Regions from separate parts of the Homo sapiens genome. Here region 1 is linked to region 2. A link is a loop called in an ENCODE intact Hi-C map of the cell type or tissue named here. Cell type or tissue: GM12878. All regions are shown on one strand. Each heading gives the region's core, and the rest is flanking DNA. Links, peaks and the distances in the headings are about the cores only. Region 1 has its middle 37 kb from the start of LINC02473. Region 2 overlaps SEPSECS (Sep (O-phosphoserine) tRNA:Sec (selenocysteine) tRNA synthase).

What was found. Peaks named below come from ENCODE experiments on the same cell type or tissue, not always from the same donor. Only the 100,000 strongest peaks of a DNase experiment are listed, where the experiment ranks them.
Region 1: a loop joins it to region 2, with 5 times the contacts of the local background. A loop is called at or near these places in 1 of 110 quality-filtered maps.

The regions. Positions count from the first base shown.
Region 1 is chr4:24,615,566-24,631,201 of GRCh38, forward strand. No RefSeq gene overlaps it. Among named protein-coding and RNA genes, the nearest start is that of LINC02473, 37 kb to the right of the region's middle. In GM12878, for the core only: no CTCF peak of the experiment used is centred there; no DNase peak of the experiment used is centred there.
Region 2 is chr4:25,111,799-25,125,214 of GRCh38, forward strand. It overlaps SEPSECS (Sep (O-phosphoserine) tRNA:Sec (selenocysteine) tRNA synthase), which reads right to left. Exons shown (of 11, transcript NM_016955.4): 11 at 8,216-12,427. The coding sequence ends at 12,133. It overlaps LOC105374534 (a long non-coding RNA gene), which reads right to left and starts at 1,013. Exons shown (of 4, transcript XR_925488.2): 1 at 1-1,013. In GM12878, for the core only: no CTCF peak of the experiment used is centred there; a DNase peak (open chromatin) is centred at 11,683.

The DNA.
Region 1 (15,636 bases), core at 5,180-9,179, 500 kb before region 2:
TTGCCAGACAGGTCTACTGCTAATATTTGAGGGATCTGGGGAAGGATATAAATGAATGCTCAAGGCCTGTGCATACTTCCCTGTATGGGCACGCCAGCACAATTGTAATGGTTGTGGTTCAGGATCCTACAGGCAGAGACTCCAAGTGGCCACATTTCCTTGGCCCTAAAGACACCTTGCCATGTGAGTGAGTAGAGCTTCACGCCTGAGGAGAGCTGTAGTGGAGCCCTACAGCCCAGATCTCATGGCAGGAGCCCTGGTCACCTGGGTCTAAGGGAGGTCCTGCTCCAGGCTCTGGTAATTTGTGTCCATTTCTTCCCCTCTGATGATAGTTGTGTATAGTGTGCAGTAGGAAACTCAGGGAAGCATCTTGTTACCAGTGCCATACAGGTGCTACGTTAACTGGGAGAAAAGTAAGAAGAATGGAAATCTACAAAGAAAACAGAAAGGAACAGAAAATGAGGAAGGCAAGCCCATTAGACTGTGAGAGACAGAAGAGGGACTGTATGATATCCACATTTGAATTCTCAGCAAAATGCCTTCTTAAGTGTATGGGACAGCTTCTCTTTCCATTCCCAGCTTTATGCACTTTGCAGACACACCTTCCTCTTGCGGGAAGTACCAGGAAGGAAGATATCACTATTTCTGCAAACTCAGTGAGAGCCTGACATTCATCGGTCCATGTTTCTCAGTTGGATAGGATTAATGAGTCTCTCTGTGGCCTGGTCTTCTGGCTCTTGTTCTGTTGGATCTGCACAGCCACAAATGGAGTCCATTGTCTTTTTCCTACTTCTCAGGGTAAGCTTGGCAAAGTAGAGCATCTATCTTATTCCCACCTCCTGTTCCCACAAGAGGGAAGAAATATTAGCCCCACTATCAGTCTCAGGTCCAAGCTATAGTTCTTTTTTTTTTTTTTTTAAGACAGGGTCTCACTCTGTCACCCAGGCTGGAGTGCAGTGGCATGATTTCAGCTCACTGCAACCTCCGCTTCCCCAGTTCAAGCAATTCTCCTGCCTGCCTCCTGAGTAACTGGGATTACAGGCGTGTGTCACCATGCCTGGCTAATTTTTTGTGTTTTTAGCAAAGATGGCATTTTGCCATGTTGGCCAGGGTGGTCTCGAATTCCTGACCTCAAGTGATCTGCCCGTCTCTGCCTCCCAAAGTGCTAGGATTACAGGTGTGAGCCACTGCAACCAGCCCAAGCTATAGTTCTTGATGAGTTCTCTAAAAGCCAATTTCTAAAAAACCAATACACCAAAGTCTGATGCACTGAATGGCCCAGTCTCCAAGCCCTTAGAAGTCTGATTTGAGTCTTTTCTACAACTTCTATGTCTCTCCTTAACTGTTCATGCTTTCTTCCTACCTTCCTGGACATATTTGTGATTACTGTAATACTTTAGTATCATTGCCTACTAATTTAATAATCTGTGTCATTTCCAGGTCCATTTACAGGTTGATTATTTAAATCCTCATTATGAGTTATATTATTCTGCATCTTTCATGCCTGGCAATTTTATTTTCCAGTTTTGTGGAGGTATGATATATAAATAAAAATTGTATGTATTTAAAGTGCACAACATAATGTTTTGATATATGTATATATGGTACAAGGATTACCACAAGCTAATTAATATATAAATCACTTCAGATAGTTCTGTGTGTGGTAGAAGACTTGAGATCTACTCTCTTAGCAAATTTCAAATATATGATATATTATTATTAACTACAGTCACCATACTGTACATTAGGTCTCCAGAATTTATTCATCTTATAACTTATGGTTGTACCCCTTGACCAACATCTCCCATATTTCCCCCACCCACAGCTCCTGGCAACCACCATTCTATAGTCTGCTTCTATGAGTTTGACTTTTTTAGATTCCATATATAAGTAAGATGATGCAGTATTTGTTTTTCTGTGCCTGGCTTATCTCAGTTAACATAATGTCCCTCAGTATCATCCATTTTGTTGCAAGTGACAGGAGTTCTTTCTTTTTTAAGGTTGAATAATGTTCCATTGCATATATGTGCACCACATTTTTTTAATCCATTCAACTGTTGATGGACACTTAGGTTGATTCTGTGTCTTGGCTATTATAAATAGTGCTGCAGCTAACATTGGAGTATTTTATTTCCTTGGCTGTATACCCAGAAAAGAGATTGCTAGATCATATGGTAGTTCTATTTTTAATTGTTTGAGAAAACACCACATTCTTTTCCATAATGGCTCTACTAACTTACCTTTCCACCATCAGCCGACAAATGTTCCCTTTTGTCCGTATCCTCACCAACACTTGTTATCTTTTGTCTTTTTGGGAATAGCCATACTAACAGGTGTGAGGTAATATCTTATGTTTTTGCATTTGAGTTTTCCGATTATTAGTGATGTTGAATACCTTTTCATATACCTGTTGGCCATTGATATGTCTTCTTTGGAAAAATATCTCTTAAGATCGTTTATTCATTTTAAAACTGAATTATTTGGGTTTGTTTTTGGTTTTTGCTAATGAGTTGTATGAGTTCCTTATATTTTTTGGGTAGTAACCCCTCATCATATACATCAGCAGTCCCCAACCTTTTTGGCACCAGGGATCAGTTTTGTGGAAGACCATTTTTTCATGGACTGGGCCATGAAAACTTTTTCTCAAATTTTTTCAGGATGAAACTGTTCCACCTCAGATTATTAGGCATTAGATTTTCATAAGGAGCATGCAACTTAGATCCCTTGCATGTTCACAGTTCACAATAGGGTTTGCACTCCTATGAGAATCTAATGCCACTACTGATCTGACAGGAGGTGGAGCTCAGGCAGTAAAGCTAATCCACCTGCCGCTCACCTCCTGCTGTGTGGCCTGGTTCTTAACAGGCCACAGACCTGTACTGCGGGGTTGGAGATCCCTGGTATATATGGTTTGCAAATATTTTCTCTCATTTTGGAGGTTGTCTTTTCATTTTTTGATTATTTCATTTGCAGAAACTTATACAGAAACTTTTTAGTTTGATGTAGTTTCACTTACTTACTTCTGTTTTTGCTTTTGTTTCCTTTGCTTTTGGTATCCTGATATTCAACAAAAATTGCCAAGATAAATGTCATGGAACTTTTTCCTGTGTTTTCTTCCAGGAGTTTTATGGCTTCAGGTGTTAGGTTTAAGTCTTTAATATATTTTTACTTCATTTTTGTGTTAGATAAAGGGCCAATTTCATTCTTCTGCATGTGGATATCCAGTTTCTCAACACCGTTTATTGAAGGGACTATCCTTTGTCCATTGCATATTCTCAGCACCTTTGTCAAACAGTTGACTATATATGTGTGGGTTTATTTTTGGGCTCTCTGTTCTATTGATGTATGATTTTATGCCAGAATCATATTGTTTTGATTAAGATAGCTTTGAAATCAAGAAGTGTGATGCATCCAGCTCTGTTCTTGCTCAAGATTGCTTGAGCTACTCAGGATCTTTTCCCATTCCATATTAATTTTAGGATCATTTTTTCTTTTTCTGTGAAAAGTACCTTTGGAATTTTGATAGGAATTGCACTGAATCTGTAGATTGCTGATATGATTTGACTGTGTGTCCCCACCCAAATCTCATCTCAAATTGTATTCCACATGTGTTAGGGAGGGACCTGGTGGTTGGTGATTCGATCATGGGGGCAGTTTCCCCCACGCTGTTCTTGTGATAGTGAGTTCTCACAAGATCTGATGGTTTAAAAGTGTGGCACTTCTCCCCTTGCTCAGTCTCTCTCCTGCTACCATGTAAGACATGCCTTGCTTCCCCTTTCCCTTCCACCATGATTTTAAATTTCCTGAGGCCTCCGCAGTCATGCAGAACTGTGAGTCAATTAAACCTCTTTTCTTTATAAATTATCCAATCTTAGGTAGTTCTTTATAGCAGTGAGAAAATGACTAATATAATTGCTTTGGGGACTATGGGTATTTTAATAATATTAATTCTTCCAATTCATTGATATGGGATATATTTTCATTTATTTGTCTTCAATTTCTTTCACTAGTGTTTTAATGTTTTCATAAATGGTTCAGTAGTATAAACAGTTCACTTCCTTGGTTAAATTTGTACTTAATTATTTTGTCCTTTTTGTTACTATTATAAATGGGATTGTTTTCTTAATATCTCTTTTTCTAATAGGACATTTTAAGGACTTTATCTCTTTTTTGATCCTTTATTGTCAGTATATGAATATGCTACTGATTTTTGTATGTTGATTTTGTATCCTGCAACTTTACTGAGTTATTTATCAGTTTTTGACTAAAAGTCTGTTTTGTCTGATACAAGTATAGTATCAACGCTGTTCTCTTTTGGTTCCCATTTGCATGGAATATTTTTTTACCGTCCTTCACAGTTTCAGTGTATGTATGTCCTTAAAGCTATGATGAGCCTCTTGTAAGCAGCATATAGTTGAGTGTTGTATTTTTATCCATTCAGCCATTCTATGTTTTTTGATTGAGAAATATAATTTATTTACATTTCAAGTACTTATTGATAGGTAAAGACTTGCTATCACCATTTCGTTAATTATTTTCTGGCTGTTTTGTAATTTCTTTGTATCTTTCTTCCTCTCTTGCTATCTTCCTTTGTGATTTGATAATTTTCTGTAGTGGTGTTTTGATTCCTTTCTGTTTATCTTTTTGTGTATCTGCTATAGATTTCTGCTTTGTGGTTACCACGAAATTGACATAACATATCTTATAGTTATAACAGTATGTTTTAAGCTGATAGAAACAACTGCAATAACATATAAAAACTCTACAATTTGGATTCCCCCTCCACTTTTTTTTAATGTCACAACTTACATGTTTTTATATTGTTTACCTATTAAAAAGTTATTAAAGCTTTTTAATAGGTAAAACTGGCAAAGAAGAATGCTTTGCCCAGCAAAGATATCCCTCAGGAATGAAAGGGAGATAAAAACTTTCTTAGACAATAAAAACCGAGGGAGTTTATCATCACTAGACCTGTCTTACAAGAAATGCTAAATGGAGTTCTTCAAGTTGAGTTGAAAGGATGCTGATTAGTAACTCAAAAACATCTTATAGTATAAAACTCACCAGTAAAGGTAAGTATATAGTCAAATTGGAATATTCTAATATTATTATGGCAGTGTGTAAATCACTTGTAATTCTAGTATGAAAGTTAAAAGACCACAATATTAAAAATGAGTGTAGCTTTTACCTGGATGATCATATCTCTCTCTAGATTTGGGAAGTGTTCTGCTATTATTTCTTAAAATAATCTTTCTTTTCCTTTCTTTCTTCTTCTAAAACTCTCATAATGCATATGTTAGTTTTCTTGATTGTGTCCTATAAATTCTTTCTTCATTCCTTTTCATTCTTTTTCAATTCTTTTCCTCTAACTGGAAAATTTCAAATAATCTGTCTTTGAGTTCACAGATTATTTCTTTTGCTTAGGACTGCCATTGACATAATTTACTGTATTTGTCACTTTATCCGTTACATTCTTCTGCTCCAGAATTTCTGTTTGGTACTCTTTTGATTTCCATCTCTTTGTTGAACTTCCTGTTTTGTTCATGTATTGTTTTCCAATTTTGTTGAGTTGTGTATGTTTTCTTTGTAGCTAGCTGAATTTCCTTCAAACAGTTGCTTTGAATTCTTTATCAGGTAATTCATAGATCTCTATTGCTTTGAGTTAGCTATTGGAAAATTATTATATTCCTTTAGTAGTATTGTAGCAGGATGAGCTGCAAACAAAACTCCTCAGACACCGGGTTGAAGAAGGAAGCTGCTTCATTCGGCCAGGAACTTGGGCAGACTTGCGTCTCAAAAGCCGAGCTCCCCAAGTGAGCAATTCCTGTCCCTTTTAAGGGCTTACAACTCTAAGGGAGTCCGTGTGAGAGGGTTGTGATTGATTGAGCAAGCAGGGGGTATGTGACTGGGGGCTACATGCACCGGTAATCAGAAAGGAACAGAACAGGACAGGGATTTTCACAGTGCTTTTCCACACAATGTCTGGAATCTATAGATAACATAACTGGTTAGATCAGGGGTCGATCTTTAACTACTAGGCCCAGGGCATGGTGCCAGGCTGTCTGCCTGTGGATTTCATTTCTGCCTTTTAGTTTTTACTTCTTCTTTCTTTGGCATAGGCTTTATGCCCACATATCTGGTATAATCCAGTGGGGGCTGTCCAGTCCAGATGGGACTCCCGGTGGGTCCACACAGTTTGCAACTTTGGAAATTTACTAAACGGATTTCTTTTAGTGTGGTTTGAAGTTTACCAGGTTACTGTTTTTGTAGTACTATTATACAGTTTTTGCCCAAGGCAGCTGAGTCTTCAGGAAGACTTCTTTCTTTGGAGGCAGAAATTGGGCATAAGACAATATGAGGGGTTGTCTCTTCCCTTAGTATCATGTTTCCTTGATTTTTCAATTACATGGGGAGCTTGCATTGTTGTTTTGTTTTGTTTTGTTTTTGTTTTTCATTTGAAGAAGCAATCACCCTCTCCAGTCTCTGCTGACTAACTTTGGGAGAGAAATACCTGCACTATTCGGCCTGACTAGGGATTCTGAGGTTTTCTCAGTCCTTTCCTATTAATGTGTCTGATTCACACCTCTTGTTACCACTTGCGGAGGGGGAGATTCCTAAGACTGTATGCCTTCTCTTGATCTTTTTTTTTTTTTAAAGGCTGTTCCCTGAAATGGTCAAGTTTATGTGCCTTGTCCCAATCGCACAGAGTTAGGATGGCTTTCTGCACATGCTCATGAGCCATCTGCAGAGGCTTGTACTTGCATTTGTGGTGACATGCATAGGGGCCATGGGGTGGAGAAGGGTGGGACATGCAAAGCATTTAGGGTGCCTGTGAGCAAGCTGAGAGATTCTGTGAACAAAGTTTCCAGTAACTCATAGGAGGGCTTCCTGATGGAATCTGCAAAACAAAGCAGTTAGTAAGATCCATGGCCCTTTATTGAGTTCTGAGCCTGGGTTAATGTGACTCCCCAGCTCTCTTCCTTGCTCCCAACTTTCTGAACTTTTTCGTTGTGCCAGTCACCTCAGTATTCTGTGTGAGTTAAGAAAGAGGTGGACCTCTCAAGTAGCACTCTTCATGACTGGATAAGCCAGGTACTTGCTTGCTATGCATTCACTTTCCCCTATGGGAGAAATTGCAGGCTGAAGGAGTCTGTCTTGGCACTGAACTGTGCTGTCTTAGGGGAAAGGTGACACAGTTATAGTGAAATTGTTCTTCTTACCCTCTTCAATGCATCTATTCTCAGACTTTTTGCTCCACAGTGTACTAGAACTTCTCTGCTGAACTCTCAGACTCCCACAAAGGTACTGTCATGTGGAGGTAGTTGTCAAAATCAATGCTTCTGTGTCAAGATGATGGCAGAAAACACCTATCCTGGCATGTTGAATGAATTCAATCCTTTCAAAGCTTGCCTTTAGGCTTTGTTAGTTGGATCCAGAGCAATCTTTAGCCTAGAGCTAGTTCTGGCTATTGTTCTACCCGATCCATTCTGGTGATCTTCCCCACACTTCATCTAATTTTCTCATACATATTGCTATGGACTGAATGCTTGTGTCCCCCTCAAAATTCATATAGTGAAAACCTAAACCTTAATGTAATGGTATTCATTGATTAGGCCTTTGGGAGGTAATTAGGGTCAGATTAGGTTGTGAGAGTGGGGCCCTCATCATGAAATTAATGCCTTTATAAAAAGAGAGGAATTGTTACTTCTGTCTCTCTACATGCAAGTAACAAGGAAGGCCATGTGAGGACATAAACAGGAAGAGGGCCCTCATCAAGATCCTGACCATGCCAGCACCCTGATCTCAAACTTCCAGCCTCTAGAATTGTGGGAAATAAATGTTTGTTGTTTAAGCCTCCCAGTGTATATTACAGCAGCCCAAGCTGACTAAGGCACACATAAACTGATTGATACTAAGCTAAACTCTCAAGGGGAGCCCTTTGCAGATCTTCAGGGTCCTCCCAGTGTGGCTCATTACTCTTTGGCCCTGCCCCACAAATCCTAGCTCCTTTGACCTCTTCAGACTCTGTACTCTGGGTGCTCCTTCCATAAGCTATAGCTGAGAAATTCTGTCCTGGCAGTAAGCTGGCAACATTAGAGTTCCCCTTATTTCTTTTCCTTCTCTACGTTGCCCGTTGTCCAATGCCTGAAAATTGTTATTTCATATATTTTGTCTAGTAATATGGTTGTTTAGGGAGGAGGCTGAATCTGGGGTCTAGTGCTTCCTCATAGCCAGGAGCAGATGTCTTATAACATGTTAGTAAAGTTTTCCTACATTATGGACTCTCAGGATATGCTTCAATATCTGGTAGGGAAAGTCTTCCCTCATTTTTCTTATTATTTCAAAATTTTCTTGGCCATCTGAGTCCATTTCTCTTTCCCGTCATTGTCTAGCCAGCTTACTAAATTTCCTTAAAAAGTCCTGTTAGGATTTGGATTGAAATTGAATTAAATTATATACTAACATGAAACATGACTGATAGGCTTACATTTTCATATACCTTGTCCTTGGATGGGAAAAGTTAGTATAAAAAATAGGCCAGGCACAGTGGCTCACCCCTGTAATCCCAGCACTTTGGGAGGCCGAGGCGGGCGGATCACGAGGTCAGATCAAGACGATCCTGGCTAACACTGTGAAACCCCGTTTCTACTAAAAATACAAAAGATTAGCCAGGCGTGGTGGCGGGCACCTGTAGTCCCAGCTACTCGGGAGGCTGAGGCAGGAGAATGGCATGAACCCGGGAGGCGGAGCTTGCAGTGAGCCGAGATGGCACCACTGCACTCCAGCCTGGGTGACAGAGTAAGAAGCCGTCTCAAAAAAAAAAAAAAAAAAAGCAATCCCTTAAAATGGAAAGTAAAATAAAGCAAATGAACCCAACACAACTGGAATTAGGTTGGTGGCACAGTCACACAGAGAGAACCTATTTAGAGCAGCTTGAAAGCACAGTAATTTGATAGCCCATCCCTAGTGGGATATTCCCTAAGGGCGAAAAGAATTGCAAAAAATATCTTAAGCTGCTCAGAAATCTCATGTTTCAGAAGTAGTGTGAAAACCATTATTTTGAGACTGTAGTGTATACAGAGAGGCTTAAAGTTAACAGGCCATTATGTAATTTTTCAGTGTGGGAGAAAAGATATCAATGGGTTAGACAAAAACCTTGTAGTTGAACTGCAACTATTAGTATGAAGTCATGACATATGTAATCTTACAAACAAATACCATTTTCTATTCTGTCTACTGAAAAAGCTCAGAAACAATAACTAAGCCCATAATACCAAATGCATAAATGGTGTTCCCAAATACCATATTCCCTGGAAGACAGCAGGGTCCCTTGCATTACAGCCTTGACAGATCTAGGGCAGGAAACACACAGCCTACCCTAAGTACCTGAGCTTTCTTTTCTCTGTTTTGACCCCAGAAGTCCCAGGGGTGTGTCCAAAAATTCCAAGATCCAATCTGAAGAAATTTTCTCCCATAGACCAGTGAAACAAAAAATAATAACTATCATAGACAAAAAGCAAATATGTATGTTGATATCCACTAGTTTATAATGAAACAAACCAATAAAACACAGTAGTCAGTGTTACAGGATTCTGGGAAACCAGCTCATCTGCAATCAGTTCCTTATCTCATTTCCCTGCATAACCTGCACCTCTAGGTACGAGATGATTGAAGAGGACACTGCACCATTGTGTAAGAAACTTCTAAAGCTGCGTCATTAACAATGAGAAGGAATGATGGAGTCAAAATATCACCACTGTGCAAGTCTTGACAAATCAGTGGATATAGGTGTGCTAAACAACAAAGAGAGATGATCAGACTTTCCATGTCACCTTCTATGACAAATATTTGCCTGAAAATTGAACCTGAGTCTGATCAAAGCTCTAGATCTAACCACCAACATCCAGGAACTACAGGAGACAAAAGAATACATTAAATGACACCACAGAGGTACAATTATCAAAATTCAGGTTAGGAAAATGCTGCCGGACAACCTGTTTTCTTCAGTAAATTGCAAGAAAACACATAACGAAGGAGGTGTCAACAGATTAAAAAAGATTTAAACACCTATCACTACCAACTGAAATTTATAGCCTATTTAGATCCTAAGTCTAAAAAATAAATTAAACTATCCTGAGACAATTGGGGAAATTTAAGCAGTGACTAGATATTTAATCATATCAAGAAATTATTGCTAATTTTTAAGATATAATAAATGTTAAGAAAGAAAGACTAAAATTTTTACAGATTGAAAAACTAATAATATTCCCCTAAATAAATATAGCAAAATTCCATGTATTATCCTAATAGTTCTCTTTTTGGGGGGTAGAATGCGTTGGATAAAATTATTTTAAAAGCCACATGGAAATGTAAGTGCCTGAATAACAAAGAAAATATGCAGAAGATAAATAATGAGAGACTTGCCTTCAACTGAAAGCCACTGTAATAAAAATCACTGGAATACAATCAACGTGGTATTGGCATAAGAGTAGACAAATCAGTGGAACAGAAGAGTGGATCCAAAAATAGATCTCAGTATATATCATAATTTAATATGTGACAAAGGTAGTATTTCAATTCTGTGGGAAAGAATGGCTTACTTAATAAGTATTGCTGGCATAACTGCCTATTCTTCTGGAGCAAAATGAACTTGTATCTCAATTTCACAACAAATCCAAAAATAAATTCCAAATGGATTAAAAACATAAATGTAAACAATAAGTTTAAAAAAAATATTTAGGTGACTACATGCAAATCTAGGGGACAGAGAACATCTTTTAAACTAAAACCAGAAACCTGGAAAGTATAAAAGGTAGACATATTTGATTACATAAAAATTTCAAACCTTTATATGGTGAAAGGTACCCAAACAAAGTCAAGAGTCAAAATGCATTTAGAAAAATATGTACAATGTAGATAACAGATATTGGGTTAATATTTCTTATATATAACAAATTCTTGCAAATTGATAAGAAAAAGATAAACCATTCCAATTTTTAAAAAGGTCAATAAGTATGAAAAAGGAAATAAACCGAATAGCAAATCCAAATGGCTGGTAAACATATGAAAAGGTACCCAACTCAGTGGCAGCCAGGGAATTGCAAATTAAAATAATAATGAGATATTACTCTACATGCAACAGATTGGCAGAAGTTAAAAAGAATGATATTATCTATTCCAATCTCATGCATTACTTGTGAAAATGTGAATTGTCACATTTTGAGAAAAACAAATGCCAAGCAGCATCCATTATAATAAAGAATCCTCATACCCTTTAACCCAATGATTGCACTCCTGGGATTGTAGTCAGTAAAAATAAAATAATCAATATGGAGAGCTATATGTAAAGTTGTTTATTGCAGAATTATAGTAACAAAAACCTAAAAACAAAGTCAATATACATCCATAAGGGAATGGCTGAATAAATGTGTGTGTATTTGCATCATAAAATACTATGCAGTTGGCCGGGTGTGGTGGCTCATGCCTGGAAACCCAGCTCTTTGGGAGGCTGAGGTAGGTGGATCATTTGAGCCCAGGAGTTCAAAACCAGCCTGGGCAACATAGCAAGACCTCGTCTCTACCAAAAATATAAAAATTAGCTAGGCATGGTGGTGCATGCCTATAGTTCCAGCTACTAGGGAGGCTGAGGTGGGAGGATCACTTGAGCCCAGGAGGTTGGGGCTGCAGAGAGCCATGAACACATCATTGCACTACAGCCTGGGTAACTGAGTGGGACCCTGTCTCAAAAAAAAAAATACTATGCAGTTACTAAGAAGAAGGAATTAGAACTACTGCATATGAATTAGAAGGATTGCTACAAGGTGTTGAGTGAGAAAGGCAAGATGCCAAGAATGGTGTATATTATGGTTTCCAGTAATAAACAGTATTCAGTCATGCATCACTTAAGGATGGGGATGCTTTCTCAAAATGCATTGTTAAGCAATTTTGTTGTTACGTGAATATCATAGAGTGTACTTACATCAACCTAGGTGGTAGAGGCTACTACTGCACACTTAGGCTATATGGTGTGGTCTGTGGCTCCTAGGCTACAAACTTGTATAACATGTTATTGTACTGAAAACTATAGATAATTGTAACACAACTGTGTACCTAAACATACAAAACGTACAGCAAAAATATGGCATTATAATTCTTTGTTTCTTTGGGGCCAGTGTTGTATATGTGGTTTGTCATTGACCGAAATGTGGTTATGCAGCACATGACTGTGTATGGATGAGTGTGTGTGTGTGTGTATGTATGTGTAAACATGTATATTTGTGTACAAACTTCTACTTATAATTACATGAGTTTGGGAAAAAAGTTTGGAATGCTCTACATTGGATTGTTAACAGGAATTTTGTCGAGTTGTGTGTGAGGGTGTGAGATTTGGGTAAAATCTGAAAGGAGAAGGGTAGAAGAAAAATTGGATCTAATTTTTTTAGCTACCATAATGATATTCTGTTAATATATTTACATATTAATATGTATATAATACATTATATGCATATATACCTAAAATATAATACACACGTATAATGTGTGTGTATATATATGATATAATATACATGAGAGGAGAAAAAGCTAGAGTTGAATCCATATCTGCATATTTGTAGAGATGCACATGATAAGGTGTTAAATTTAAAAAAGTAGTAATGTGTAAGTATGATTCTATTTTGTCAAAGCAAACACATACAAACAAACTTCTATAGTTGTGGTCTCCATAAATGCTTGTAATATTGAATTAGCTATGAAAAAAGGTGTGAAGGAATAAATGCCAGGGTGTTAATGTGTGTTAACTCAAAGGGGATTGAGGTGAGGATGAAATGATGATTAACTTTTTCTTTGCACATCATTGTACCATTTTACTTCTTCAATAAGCCTGTATTGCTTTGTAATTTGAGAAAAAAAAGGAAAAAAATATGCGTATTCCATCTTAGGATGTGATATCTTTCAATGTCTATTCAGGTCTTCCTTTTTTCCTTAAAAGTTTCTTTATCTTTCTTTTTGTTGTTGTTTCTTTCTTTTTTTTTTTTTTTGAGATGGAGTCTCACTCTGTCACCAGGCTGGAGTGCAATGGTTTGACCTCGGCTCACTGCAACCTCTGCTTCCTGGGTTCAGGTGATTCTCCTGCCTCAGCCTCCCCAGTAGCTGGGACTACAGGCATGCCCGGCTAATCTTTTGTATTTTTAGTAGAGACGCGGTTTCACTGTGTTGGCCAGGATGGTCTCTATCTCCCGACCTTGTGTTCCACCCACCTCAGCCTCACAAAGTGCTGGAATTACAGGCGTGAGCCACTGTGCCTGGACTGTTGTTGTTTATTAATCAATAACCAGTGTTTGAGGTTTATCACATCTTTTTTGGCATCTGTTGAGATGATACTCTGATTTTTCTCTTTTAATCAATTAATGTGATTTTTCTCCTTATCTATATTCTCCCATGTGATAATCTCACCTTGTCTCATGGCTTTGAACAAGATACATATGCCAACAATTCCCAAACATGTATCTCCAGCCCAGGCCTCTCTTCCCAACTCCAGACTCCGGGTAACTGTCTACTACCATCTCTGCTTGAATGTGTAATTGACATCTTGGACTCAACATGTCCAAAAAGGAACTCTTGACCACGTTCCTCCGTCCCAAATCCCACCAAACCTTACATGACCTTACATGACATGAGCGCAGCTCATGCAGGAAACTGCAGCTGCACTATCTTAGTTGAGGGCACTTCATCCAACTAGTTGCTCAGGCCAGAAAACATGGATCATCTGTGACTTTCCTCCTTCTCTCACACTCTATACTCAATGCATCAGGGAAATCCTGCTCCTTCTACCTTCAAAATACATTCAGAATGGACAGCTTTAATCATCTCGACTGCTTCCATCATGGTCACCATCTATCCTCTCTTGCCTAGATCACTGATCTCCCTGGCTCTATTCTCACTCCTCCTAAAGTTATTCTCAATAAGGCACCCAGAATCAAGCCTTTTCATAGATACCTTAGATCATATCCCTCCTTTGCTCAAAGCCCTGCACTTCCCCGCTTCTCCCTACACACCTCTCCTGACATTGCCCCATTTTATTTAGAGTGAAAACCAACGTCCTAGGCCAGGCGCCGTGGCTCATGCCTGTAATCCCAACACTTTGAGGGGTCGAGGCGGGCGGATCACCTGAGGTTGGGAGTTCGAGACCAGCCTGACCAACATGGAGAAACCTCGTCTCTAATAAAAATACAAAATTAGCTGGGCGTGGTGGTGGGCACCTGTAATCCCAGCTACTCGGGAGGCTGAGGCAGGAGAATCGCTTGAACCCTGGAGGCCAAGGTTGCAGTGGGCCGAGATTGAACCATTGCACTCCAGCCTGGACAACAAGAGCAAAACTCTGTTAAAAACAAACAAACAAACAAACAAACAAACAAAAAAACAGTGTCCTGTGACTTCTCCATCTCATCTCCTTCCACTCTTCTAACTTACTCTCCCACAACCATTCTGGCTTCCCTGAAGTCCCTTGAACATGCTGGGCATACTCCCTCCCACCCTGGTGCTTTCACACTCGCTACTTTCTGCTTAGAATACCCTTTCCCTAATAATCTGTTTGGCTAACTCTCCTTCTCAACAGGGCCTACCCTGACCACCTTATTCAGTATCCTCCGTCCTTCCCTGGTACAACAAATCTCCTTGCCCTGACCCACTTTATCATTTTCCATTGCACTCACATCCCTTTCTGGCATACAAAGGTGTTTATTATATTAAGTTTATCTTCTGTTTTCTGTCTTATCTCATTAGGACATCAGCTCCAAGAGGACAAGAATCCTGTTTTGTTCACACATGTTACCTGAATGCCTCGAACGGTGCCTGGCACATAAAAGACGCTTAACAAATATTTGTTGAATAAAAAAATGAATTTGTGCATTGCATTGGCTCTGAGTGTGATGCTTCCCTAAACCAGTTCCCCCACTCCCCTACAATTCCTCTCTTAATATTTGTTTTAAGCTACGATGTTCTTTAGAATTGTTTTTTCTCTTAAATATGACCCCTGTTGCTTTCTCTCTTTAGGAATAATTCCAAGTTTCTGGTTCATTAATGAAGCTTTTTATTATTTCCTCACACTGTTATAGATTTGTTTTTTTTAATTTGTTAAAAGGTACAACATTACAGCTAAGAGGAACAAGTTCTAGTGTTCTATAATACTGCACGATGACTATAGTTAACAATAATATAGTATATAGTTTCAAAGAGCTAGAAAGAGGATATTGAACGTTCTCACACGAAGAAATGACAAATGTTTGAGGTGATGGACATGTAAACTACCTTGATGTGATCGCCATACATTATATATATATTGAAACATTACTATGTACTCCTTGAATATATACAACTATTATTTGTCAATTAATAGAATAGAATGAAATAAATAATAATAAATGACTATACCTCTCCACCAAAAAAAAAAAAAAATTCCATTATTTCATAGGATTGGGAGAGTAAGGAAAGGCAGATGCGTGTCTCACTCGACTATTATCATGCAGCCTTGACCTCAGAGAACTGAGTTTGTTGGTGTGAGTCAGTCTTTCCGAGTCTGGGTAAATATGATGAACTTACGAATCCTGGCTTGGCCACTAGCTGCAATTCTCTAATATC
Region 2 (13,416 bases), core at 9,417-13,416:
AACCCCGTGCTGTTGAGACCATTGTTATTATCCCCATTTCACAGATGAGGAAACTGAGGTGTAGAGAGGTAGACTTGCCCAAGGACCTCACCTACAGGGAAGCCCCAGTGACCCTGTGGGGAGGTAAAAAAGGACATCTAGAAAACGTGTGATCTCCTCTTGGTGGCAGGGGCCTTGCTAGCAAAGCAAGAACATTGCAGACATGAATGCTGGATCTAGATATTTTGGTTATCACCTGGCATGACAGAGTGTTAGAGGTGGACTGACCCGGGAGAGGACCAAATCCAAAATTCTCCTTATGCAGAGGAGGAAACGCAGGCCAGAGTGGGGAAGCACCTTGCCCTGGCTTCATGTCAGCAGGTCCAACGTGCAGCCTGCTCTCATTTAGTTCGGACATTTCTTTTCCCTGATGAGTTGCTATTTTGTAAAAAGGCTTTTCTTTGGTTTAAAAAAAAAAAAAGTATTTCTGTCCTGTGGGCATGGTTGGATTTTCCCTCAACTTTTCACTAGCACCAAGTGCAAAAAAGGCTGAGGTTGTTACACAGTGACAAGCACCCCCTATCAGTATATTTTGGGAGGACAAACAACTTCAAGGGACTCAGCATCATCTTATCATGACACCTCCCACTCCCAAGAGTGATCTACGTAAGTATCATGCTAAACACTTCACAGTTACTCCATCGCATCCCCCAGTCCCTGACGGAGGAACTCCTCCTTACTTTTCGCGTCTTGTAGCTGAGGACACTGAGGTTTATCCAGGGAACCTATCCAAGATTACACACTTGATAAACAGCAGAACCAGCTCTAAAGGAGGGTTGGCAAACCACAGCCCACAAGTGAGATCCAACCAGCTGCCTATTTTTGCATGGCCCATGAGCTGAGAATAGTTCTTACACTTTTAGAGGATTGGTGGGGCGGGGGGGAAAGGACCAAAGAAGAATATTTCACGACTCGTGAAAATTATATGAATTTCAAATGTCAGTGTCCATAAATAAAGTTTTATTGGGACACTGCCATGCCCATTCATTTACAGATTGCTGCTGCTTTCGAGTAGTTGCAACAGAAATGGTACGGCCAGCAAAGCCTAAAATATTTACTGCCTGGCCCTTTACAGAAAAAGTTTGCTGACCACCCCCGCTCTAAAGCAAAGGCTCCTACCCCATGTTTTAATGTTCCAAGAAAGCTCCAAGGCTGGCATCAGAACTGTGAGCGTCAGGGTTTCCAGACCTTACCCTCAGAATGACGCCAGACAAGACAAGCCATGGAAATCACCAAACTTCTCTGGGGCTTAACTGCAAAATAAGGATAATCATCATGCCCTGCCTGGCTCCTAAAACTGTCAGAAGATGAAAACAAAATAATGTACATGAAAGCATTTTGTAATCCAGAAAGCACTCTACAGAAATGGAAATGATTCAGAGAAAGAGGGCTGGTATAAAGGAAAGAAGCCAACTGGAGGAGGTGGGGGCGGGTTTGCCTTGCTTTTGCAGGATTCATTAATAAAACAGACCAAGCCTGTTGGGAATGGCCTTTGTCATAAACCCTGTGCCCCTTGCTCCCCCATGGAGCATATTCTTTGACCCTGAAGCATGGATTCATCTCTTAAAACATTTACATTTGGGGCCAGTGTCACTGTCCCAGAGAAATGGCTTGCAGGGCATTCCCAGGTTTGGGCTTCTTCCCAAGGTGTGGGCTTCCTCCATGAGGCAATTTTAAGGTACTAGGAAGACTTCCCTGTCCCCAAATTCACTCTGCTCTTTTCTGCTCACTGATTTGCAAAATTTCACGGAGATTCATTTCTGTGATTATTCCAAATCTGTTAAAACAAATATTTCTGGACTAGGCTATCATTAAACCCTGTTGGTTATTTCTAGAGTGTGAACAAATCAGTTGATCATTTGTTCAAGAAATATTTGCTAAGGTCCCGCAAAATGTAGGAGACCAATGGGCATTCGAGGGACAGACAGGAGACGCTAGGAGGGTGAAACCGAATCAGATGTTGTCACCACTGTGTCCAACCAGCTCCATTTTTCAAGGTGTTTAAGAAAGAGAAGGGAGAAAGAAAAGAAGGTGTAGCAAGAGTTCCAGCAGGCATGGTTAGGGCTGGAATCCTTCTACGATGGAGAAGGGTGAGAGGCAGCAGAGCCCGAGAGCTAAGTTTTGTGGAGACACATTTTGATTTTGTGAAGGGGTATTTGGAGCTGCTGCCTGGTAACTCCGGGGTGGAGTCCACTGCTGCCATGAACCCCCTCCCACTTACAGGGGAACCTGCTGTTTTTGACTGTCAGCACAAAAGCCAATCTGAACCCGACAGCAGCCCAGCTTTCCTATCGCTCCCCACCCACAGGCGCAGCCCCCCTGCTGGCACCATGGATGCCTGACACTCAGCTGATCTTTTAAAAGTGAGAAACAAACAAAACTCTGTGCAGAATTGGATGTTTATTTCCACCATCTGCATGGCAATACAAGTTCAAGTTATAATGGCATCCGCTCTCCATCAGTATTAGGCAACCATTTAAACATCTACAGCCATTTACTGATTATAAACACACACTAAAAAAAAAGGCGGCAAGTGGCATGTGGCCCCACACCTGCTGCCTCTGTGTGCGTCAGTCAATTTCATGCCTAGGAAGCTCTGGGCTCCATGGGGATGGATCTATAAAGCAGTTTGGTTGGTTGTGGGTTTTACTTTTTTTTCCCTGGGAACAGCATAAACCAAGTTGGCCCAAAATACACTTATTGCAAATAGATGGGAATAAATGGAAAATAGACAATGATCATTTGCTTTTAATTAGAAGATAAAAATTGATGAGTGTTTTTACTGGCCTTCAAGAAAAGTTAGCAGGGATTACTGTTCAAATGCTCCTGCTTGCCACCACCCCCACCTCTCCCATCCCAGGAAGGTCTGAGTCACCAGGCAAGGACGGAACAGCACATCAACTGGATGTGGTGAGAGGCACTGGAAACTGAAGAAATCGATGCAATTTATAGGGGGAAAAAAAGAAAAGTTGATCCAAAAACTGGGAAAACGTTTTCTGGATCAACTTTTTGTCTTGCAAAAGGTTTCCCTACCTCCTTCAGACCTGCCCCTGGCCGTCATGGGCCTGTGGCTGGCTGCAGCCTGAGACCTGCCTCAGTACCGTCCTGAAGGGGCTGTGTGGTTTTGGGTTGCCATTCTCAGAATCTGCTTTATTACCTGGGAGAGCTAAAATGGGGAATTTCATAAGACTAATGGATTCCTAGGGACTCTGGATCTTACATTTCCAGGTTAATGTCTCCAACGTAAGGTTTGTTTTGGTTTGTCTGAGAGTTTTCTAACTAAAAGTATCTTCTGCCACTGTGGTGTAAAGGCCCCACTGATTGCCCATGACCAAGTTTTTTGGAAGGAGGAGTGGGAATAGACCTCTCTCAGCTTCTGATCTGGTCAGAAGCTCCAAGTTCTCCCAGAAAGCTCCTTCATCTCTCTCATGTGATCCATGAAGCGCATCAGAGACTCTTCCACCAGGAGCACCACAGTCAGCTCCTCTGCTCCACCCCGGGGGTGCCTCTCTGCCCCCCTTTCCTTTGAACACTGGTTTTGAGATGGCGCTCTGCCTTCTCGGCTCATTGAGCCTGGCTAGCGGGAACCCAGCATAGCTTGCTTTGTCTTCAATCCATTTTAGAATAAAAGTTAGCTCTATATAGCTACAACAATTACCACCCCACCACCAGCATATTACAGAACTAATCCTATTTGGGGTTCTAACTTAAAGCCTCACATTGGGAAAGTTGGCATTGAAAGTGAATTATTACACACCAATGTGGACTCAAGTCCATTTCTCACGATAACCAGCAAAACTTGAAGCTTGTCAAATTATAATTTCTCCAGCATCCTGAAAGACCTTTGGGAGCCTGTGTGGAGGCATAAACATCTCCTGTAAATCCAGTTTTATTAACCCAGGGGAAAGTTGTTTTAAAAAAAAAAACAAAATGAAAACACTGTCTCAAGTACTTTCAATCTCCCCTCTCTGCACTTCTGTAATTGTCACTGGTTCCTAATGCTTCCTGATTCCCTCCTCTTACCCTTTTTCCACTAAAATCTACCCTTAGGATCTTATTTGCATCCTGACTAACGGGTAAAAGGAAGGTCATTACAGAAATGAAACCGACAGCATATTTTACAACATCAAGACATTATTGTTAAATTTTTCAGGTGTGATAATGGTATTGTGACTTAAAAAACAAAAATGACTCCTTTCCTTTGGTGACCCATATTGAAATGTGAGCTACACCCAGAAATGATGATGAGATTTGCTTAAAGTGATAGAGGGGAGGACTGGCTGGTGCTGTAGGTGAAACAAAACTGGACTTGGTATGTGCCAAAGCTGATTAATGGATACTAGGCGTCATCATATTTTTTGGTATATGCTTGAAAGTTTCTATAATAAAAAGTGTGTTTTTTTTTTTAACAAAAAGCCCACTCTTAGGGAAACATCTGATAAATACATCCAAAGTAAGATGTCACCAACGAATAAGGATAAATAGCAGTTATCTATTTCCTGAGGCATCTGCGTTTAACAGGACTTAAAAAGCCTTAAGACAAAGAAATGAATCCAACAGTGCAAGTCAGGCAGGAGAAAAGAGAAGGGGAGCGAGTGGCCACCTCCAAAAAGGCCACTGAAGCCAAGCGCTCTGAAGAGAGTTCCAGGCTCAGTTTTCTTTCTTTATCAGAACGAATAGGATTTAATAAAGATAGGCCAACAAATACAACTACATTTTACAAAGACTGTTTCTGGTGCTATTTTATTGAGGATCTTTTCCAGTTTATTTTTAACCACCATTTAATAATTTTAAATAAGATTCATTTAATAATAGCTACTGTCAGACCACTTGCTATATACGAGACTTTTTGCTAAGTACTTTATATATGATAGATTCTTCCATTTGATCTTTATTTCAATCCTGTGAGATATTATCCCCATTTTACTGATGAGTCAAAAGTAACTTGTGCAAGATCACTCAGCCACTAAGTGCAGAGCCAGGGTTGAAGTCTGGCCTCTCACTTTGTGATCACTGTGGTGCCCAGGAGAAACCTCTTCCTGAAGGTTGGTCACTGAACAACTGATTCACCTTCTCACGGCATATGGACCACTTATCAAAGGTGTACTAAATCATTGAGTCATGAACCATTCCTCAAAACAGTAGTTAGTATTTAAAATCATAAAATAGCTAAAAAAAGATGCCAGATGAAAACAATGGCATAATCTGCGATAGCCAACACAGAAAAGATTCATGAGGCTAATGAACCTTACTGACGATTGGTGTCACTGTAGTAGTACCAAGTGGATGCAACTGGGTTTAGTAGACATGTTTAGAGCAAGGGAGAAAAGAATGAGTAGAAATGTGTGCAGAAGGGTGTAGGTCATTCTGTTGGCCACGGGTATCAAAGGTTGGATTCTCTGGGAGGTACATACTGAGGCAAAGTTAGGACAGCAAAAGTTTTATTGGGGAGTAACACCTAAAAAAGAAAAGAGGGGAAGCAGGCCAGGGCAGGGGGAGCCCTCGGACTGTGATGCAGACCCAACCAAGTGTCTGCTAGCCCAGCAGGGAGCTCCAGAGCCGCACTGGGTGGAAATGGCTAGGCCCTTATATCTGCGCCTTGCTCAGAAACTGGCTAAAGGCCATGACTTTGGCTCAAAGACAGGCTTGAGCTAACCTTGAAGGAGCTAACAGTAGGGAGGCTGTCAGCTAAGCACACTCCTTGCAGCTGGGTAGTCTTTCCGTGCAAGATCTGAACAGAACCTCTTTGTGTCTACCACCCAAGTAAAATTTTTAGAGCTCTATTCTAGGAGAGATGGAAAACCACTGAGTAGTTTCAATCAGATACAATGGGATTTCAAACATAGTTATATAAATACTTAATAATACCTATTGAATCATTCATGCAATAAATATTTGAGTGTCTGTCATGTTCCAGGTGCTGTTTAGGTGCTTGGGATACACGAGTGAACAAAACGAAGATTCTGCTTCAGTGGAGTTTATGCTATAGCCAGAGAGGGAGAGACAAACAGTACAACATAATAAATATGTAGATGACAAACTATGTTGGACCTCTGCTCCTCAGTGTGGTCATGGGCCAGCAGTGTGGGCACGCCCTAGGGATTTGCTAGAGATGCTGCCCCACCCCAGACCTAGTGAATTTGAATCTGCATTTTAACAACTCCAGATGATTCTTACAAACCCTAAAACTGAGGCCCCACCCTCAATTTTAAGACAATTTTTACACAATGTTAACCGGGGGTAGGGGGAGGGGGAGATAGCTACCGTATTAAAAAGGGTAGTCAAGGTAGAGCTCATTGAAAAGGGAGAACTTTGGTAAAAAGTATGAAGGAAGTGAGTTAGCCAAGCATCTGGGTTAAGAGATGTTTCCAGGCAGAGGGACTAGCTTGAGGCAAGGCTCTAAGGCAAAGCATGCCTGGAGTGTTTGAGGAACAGCAAGATGGCCAGTTTGGCTGGAATGGAGCAGGCAAGGATGAAGAGTTGGGTCAGAAAGATAAAGGGGGAGTGGTTATGATGGCCAGTGCTGTGGGGCCTTTTGGGACACAGCAAGGCCTTGGGCTTATTCTCTGAGTGACATGGGAGCTACTGCAGGAGTTTGAACAGACAAGCGACAGGACCTGTTTCCAGAGGATCACTCTGGCTGTGTGTGCGTCACATACCTAGGAAGCTCTGGGCTCCATGGGGATGGATCTATAAAGCAGTTTGGTTGGTTGTGGGTTTTACTTTTTTTTTCCCTGGGAACAGCATAAACCAAGTTGGCCCCATGTGTAAACGGACATGGGTAGAACCAGGGGAATCAAGGGTACTGTCATAATCCAGACAAGAAACACTGGGAGTTCAGAACTGGCTGGTTACAGAGCAGGTGGGAAATGGCTTGATTCTGGATAAATTAGTACATAGATATAGCATGATCTCTTGATGGATTTGGCGTAGGATGTGAGAGAGAAAAGTAGAGGATAACTCCAAGGTTTCTGGCCTAATCAACTGAAGAGAAGTTCAGATCACAGGTTTTCAGGGGAGATCAAGGAATCAATCACCTTTGTCATGTGGAGGTTGAGATGTCTATCAGACATGCAAAAGATGTTGACTAGGCAGTTGCATACAAGTGCAGGGTTGAGGAAAGAAGTCTGCTAAAGATATCCATTTGGGAGCTATGATCAGCTATTCTACTACAAAATCATGTAAGAATAGGGCTAAATATACTGAACAACTGGCATGCCTGTAGATCTGCCTATTATACCATAAATTTTGGTCAGATAATATAATCAATGTGGAAGTGATTGTGATGTGAACTTATTCTGTATATGTTTCCTGGGTTGTGACCTGAAATTTCAGGTAATTAGTCAATGCACTTTAAATATGGGTTTAAAAAAATTCTCAAAAATGCAAAACAAAAGAAAATCCATAAAAGCCAAAATAGAAAAACCCTGAAAATAAAAAATAAAGGTCATCTAAAATCAACTGCATACTTTTAATTTCCACTGGCAAATGGACAAAATTCATTGATAACTCCCCCTCAAAAAAAGTTCCACTGAATAAACTACATAATACTGAATACATTTAAATTTAAATCTAGCACAACTTAGGACAGTATAGCTTTTTGCGGAGCATAATAGCAGTTATTAAAAGTAAGTACTCTATGCATAGATACCGAGTTAATCACGTTACCATACATTGTCTCATTTAATCTTCAATCCTATAAGGTTGTATCTATTTTATATTTGATGAGACTGAGATTCAAAGAGGCTGAATATGTGGCCTCACATGGTTAATAAGCACCAGTGCAGAGATCAAATTCCAAATCAAAGACCACTACCTGCAAACTTCAAATAGCACAATTTAGATGTGAAATCTAAAGGAGAAAGTGATATTAACCTATTTTCAAATAAAAGATAGTATTTCTTTTAGAAAAGATTAAATGCTTCTAAGTACTTTCTACAGTCAATAGATCCTTTGCAAAATGATTGCTGGAATATCGTCTCTTTCCTTTTTTTTTTGTTTTAATTTAGCCCCCAGCCATGACTCATGCTTCTCATTAAGGTATGACTTTTCTTGCTGATTTCTAGACAAGCTGATACTGATGACTGAATCAAAAATGGGCAAGTAATTTAGTTCAGTTATTTGTACTTTCAGATTTTATCTATCGTAATGATTAGGTAAAATAACGTACTGTCAGTGACTTATCAAAAATTTATTTCATATAATAAATTATATAATTTATTTTCATCTTTAAACAGTCTACACCGAAAACATTTTTGGAAACATCTTTTCCTTTTGGTAAAACAGGTTAGCAGGCTGACATCAGCTTCATATTCTCATGGCTAAAATCCCCCACGGTTATACAGTTAAGCATAGCCTTTCTTTGTATTTCTCAAGTTGACACCACTTGATAAAAAACAAAACAATATAAACATTTCTAGATTTTGCCTAAGGCCTTAGCTTTAACTGCAGAGTAGTGAGTAGGAAATTACAAACATATATTCATTAGCCTTAAACTTACCATCTTACATGCGCACATACCAAAAGGGCAAAAGGAAAGTAAAAAGTAAGGCACAAAAGGATGCAGTGAGTGTTAGGTCTGTTTACTAAGATTGGCCATAAGAGACATTAACCAACATAATATGACAGACAAGGAAAAAACTGACTAATAGAACCTTTTCTTAAAAAGCTGTTAATAGCATATTCAATTATTATCAAATTATTCAGGTTGTGAGACTTCTAAAATGACCAAATTTCTGTGTATGCAAAACTGGACTTTTTTCAGTTACAAAATAAGGTTGGCCTCAAAAATGCAAAACATAACAAAATCATTTAAGGGTCTGGCAGAGGTTAGTACATCTCAGAAAGTGGGAAAAGGAAACCCAACTCTTATATGCACCAAATGTGTATGTATTCCAAAAACTTTCTCCGAGTATGAGTCAGACTCACCAGAGCTTTATTATTGTTGTTTTCAGCTGTTGGTTATTTTCCTCTGTGAAATATAACTCTCAGGATGAACTACTAATTCAATATTAAAGTAACATCAGCAGTAAACACAAATTATCTGTTTAAATTTTACTAAAATCTATGGAAGCCATAGATGTAGTCTAAGCACATTCTGTAGCCCAGTCCTCAATAACAGTTCTTATTATGAGGTGGTTAAAGACACAGAACCACAGTGAAGTGCTGATCATAATATTAGAAAAATTTAATTTATATTTAAATTTACCATTCTGTATATCAAGTGCCTATTGGCTGAACAGAACTGTATTCAATAATTCATATTCTATAACTTCATTCAACTAATACAAAAAGCTAAATAGAAAGATTTACAGTTGAACACCAGGTTCCTAAGGCTGGCGTCACATATCATTCCCTGATAGAGCGAGAATTCATCAGCAGAGGACCTAAGAACCAAACTGCGAGTTTGATTTAAAATTCCCTTCCCTGCCATGTATAAGTAACACATTGTGTAGTGACCAAAAGAATATTCTATGTTCCACCATTTTCTTTTCTAAGCACACTGCCACAGCCCAATGACTTTAAAAACCTAACTCCAATATTTTACCTGATAGTTTTAATAAGGGTAGTTGGGTCAAAAAGATAGAAGAGGTTATCTTCGGCAATGATTGGTAATGTATCATCCACTGCCTTCGTCACAGTACAAAGATAACAAAGGCCAATTATGAGGCTTACCAATCAGTACTAGCGAATTATAATAAATACATCCTTTTTAATACTTATGTGTAGAAATGGGAGTGAGTGAAAATGACACTAGGGTGGGGACAAAGGAAAGCCTGAATAGACAGAACTCTTCAAAAACTCTTGTGAATTCTATGCCCTCAAATTTTAAGCCAGGAGGAATAGAGCTAGAATTCCAAAACCACTGAAAAAGAAAGGGTTAATAATAAAAACCACAGCTGATTTTCTGCATCAGGAATGAAATATTGTAACATATCTATCATTCACATGTGAGTTCATGTAATTTATGTTCAATTAGAATTATTATCTATTCAGCAGCTGAAGCCCAAGAACTGCTGATACACTGCAGATGAGAAAACATTTGCTACTCTCCCAGCTCTGGCCTTTCTTAAGCTAAATGATGATCACAACAATATAGATCACTTGTTCTATAAAACAATTTTGGCTTACATGTATAGCAAGCTGCACTGCCAGCATTTACATTTGCAACAACATTTCAATCCCTTTTTTGACTCTAGAGGTTGCAACTCTTCAGCTTTATTGGTTCAGCAATTTAGTCCCAAATTCTCATGAAAAATTTACACTTTTTAATCCAGCATTTATTCCCTTGAAATGAGTTACTACACCTATGTAAATTTTTTTAATGTTTGAACCCCAAAGATAAAATAAATACATTTTTAAATAACCTTCATGATATTCATAGTTAAATACTTCATCTCAAAATAGTCATTGACTTCCAAGGTGGTCAAGCCAGTGGCCATAGGCGTCTACCTTACACATGTCTGACCTCATGTTTACAAACAGTCTGGGACAATGTACAACGTCACCAAAATACCAGAAAATCCCTTTCTCATACATAGGTTACAATTCCAAATCAATAAGAAAAATGCAGCCCAGAAGGCAACACAGCATTCTCTACCATAGTGTTTTTAAAAGTATGTTCAATGGGCTGTTAACAAATATTTCACTTTAAAAAAATGAGTTTCTCTTTGGATAAGGATATATTAAAACTGGGTTATTTAGTGAAGGAATTCTTAGAGCCTTCAATATGCCAACAGGCAGGTTTGCAAAGGCAGCTCCCAAAATTATTTGTCTGTAAACATTTTCTCCCCATGAGCATCTTTTAGGAACATGATCCACAGAGCTGGGTTTGAGAAACATAGCTTTGGCATGGTGGCATGTTCAGAAGCTTCAGTAAATCTTCAGGCTATGACATCTCTATTTCTTAAAATAGTCTTAAGTAAGTCTATTTCTTAAATTAACAACAAAAATTATTGTTAAAGCCAGTAAGTCTGGAATTTCAGACTCAGAAAAATGAGCACATGGGCAAGTAGAGGGGAATACACCTGTTTATCATACTATGTGATTTTCATCTTCCTGGCAAAAATATGTTCAAAAATACCCATGTTAGCTAATTTTGATGATGTCTGTGCACAACATCTGAACAAACTAACCAATATATGCAGGCTGCTTAAAGCAAAAACAGTAAGTGGAATAATGTTTTCCCTTATCCAAAAGGAAAAATGCACCAGTGAGCACCATATAAAACAATTTATAATGACATGTTTGGAATCCGTGACCCTGGTTATCACTTAAGATTCTCTATATAGTATAGTTTGATGACATTTATACAGCTATCTTCTTTGAAGTACTACTGAAAGTTGCTATGGTAAACTTCTCTTTACTCAAGGAGTTTATCTACTTTAGAGGAGTATTTCTCAACCTCAGCACTAATGACATTTTGGGCTGGATAATTCTTTGTTGTGGGAGTTGTCCCATGCATTGTAGGATGTTGAGTAGCACCCTGGCCTCTATCCTCTAGATGTTAACAGCATCCCACCAGTTGTGACAACCAAAAATGTCTGCAGATGCTGTTCAGATAAGCGAATCATCCCCAGTTGAGACCCACTGCTTTTGAGTCAAAACGAAAGTTTATACCTTGACTCTGCTTCCTTGGGGAATGCCCATTTTACAGGCACACTGTGACTTACACATCTCAACAAACAACTAGTAACTAGTGGCCTAAGAGATCTTTCTCAATTCTGTGTGATCAGAAACGGTAAAGAATGGTTAGGAGGAAGCACTCTACATTTCAAAGAGAATTGAAGTAATTTTACTGTCATTACACTAGTAAAAATTATCTGAGTCATGATGCTTAATTGACAGATATTCTAACAATTAGAAAAATGCTAATTGTATATTATAACCTGTTAAGGATCACAAGGATTGATGCAGTCTAAGAATGGGAAACTTAACAATCATCAATGGCTAGTTCAGACCAAAGTCTGCTCCTTGACTGAATATTCCCATGAAATTCTCAATTCAAAAATCTCAAGTCTTATCTTTAAACTGCTTGCTTGTACTACAGCCTTATCATTTCTTTCAAATGATCAAGAAGAAACCCTTCGCATGTCATGAAGAAGCATCCTGGTATGTGTCAAGAAGTACATTATCTAGTTTTAAAGCCATTTCTTCAATATCCACATCTTCAGTTTTGTCATAATTGTCATCACTCTCTTTACTTCGTTCTTTTCTTACTGCCTTTAAACACCTGTCAAGTCTCTTTATGAACAGGTCCACATCCTGCATCTTCATTCCGATGGCTGATGCAGCATTGAGGTAAGCACAAGGGTAATTATTTGTATGTGACATAAAGCCTCTGAAAGTATAGCCACTCACAGTTTGCATGGACCCAAGAGGCACAACCCTGAAAGAAGAAAGATTTACCAATTTAATATGTCTGGTAATGGTAACACAATGTCACCCATAAACAAAAGATATGTGTTACAAAGCCTTACATCCACTTATTACGAAGTTTAAAACAGCCACAAATCATGGCCTACAAAAATAGACTGTATCGACTTTAAAATGAAATTCTATAATACACTGCTTTTTTACATAAAAAAGTCCTGCCTCGTGATTATCGTTTACTTAACTTCTATTAAAGACCTATAAGCTCTAGGAATCTCTTTTGATTTTATTTTTGCCAGTATCTTTTTCTCTTTACCTGAAGCTCTAGGAATCTTAAACACCTCTACATCTTCTTTAAAGAGGTAAAAAGAAAATGATTTGGTTTTGTGCCAAATCTGGAATATGACTTCATATATACACACTTTACTGAAATATTGAAATTTGCAAGTCAAACCACTGTAATTGTCATGTGTTACCTCAAATAATCAACAAACTAAAAGTCTAACTATCTGATCAGTGCTATACAATGGATAGTTTTAAAGCACAGATACAGAAGAAGTTATGTAACTGTTTATAGTGGGGTGGTAGTCAGCAAACAGTAATATTTAGCAAAGGCACCTGCATTTTTAAAGCTTGATTTCACTGGCATATTAGATATAAGCAGATTTCTAATAGTTTAATCGCTTAGCTTTTTGTTTTTTTCAAAGAAGTCAATTAGGCTCAACCTAAACACACAGACAAATAGTGGCAATACTAAAAGCAATGTCAAGAAAACCATTTTAGAAGTGTCAAAACTATATTGTATATAGATGAGTTCATCAAGGTAAAAAGTAAATTAATCTAAGATTTTACTTTTAAAAAGTTGTCCTGTGATATAAAATCTCTATCCTCCGGTAGCTACAGAAAAATTATTTAATAGAAGCATGTAAAGTATTTACAGCAAGATATTTCTTTTCAAGTCATTTTTCTCTGACCTCATCAAATCTAAAATGAAAAATCAGATTC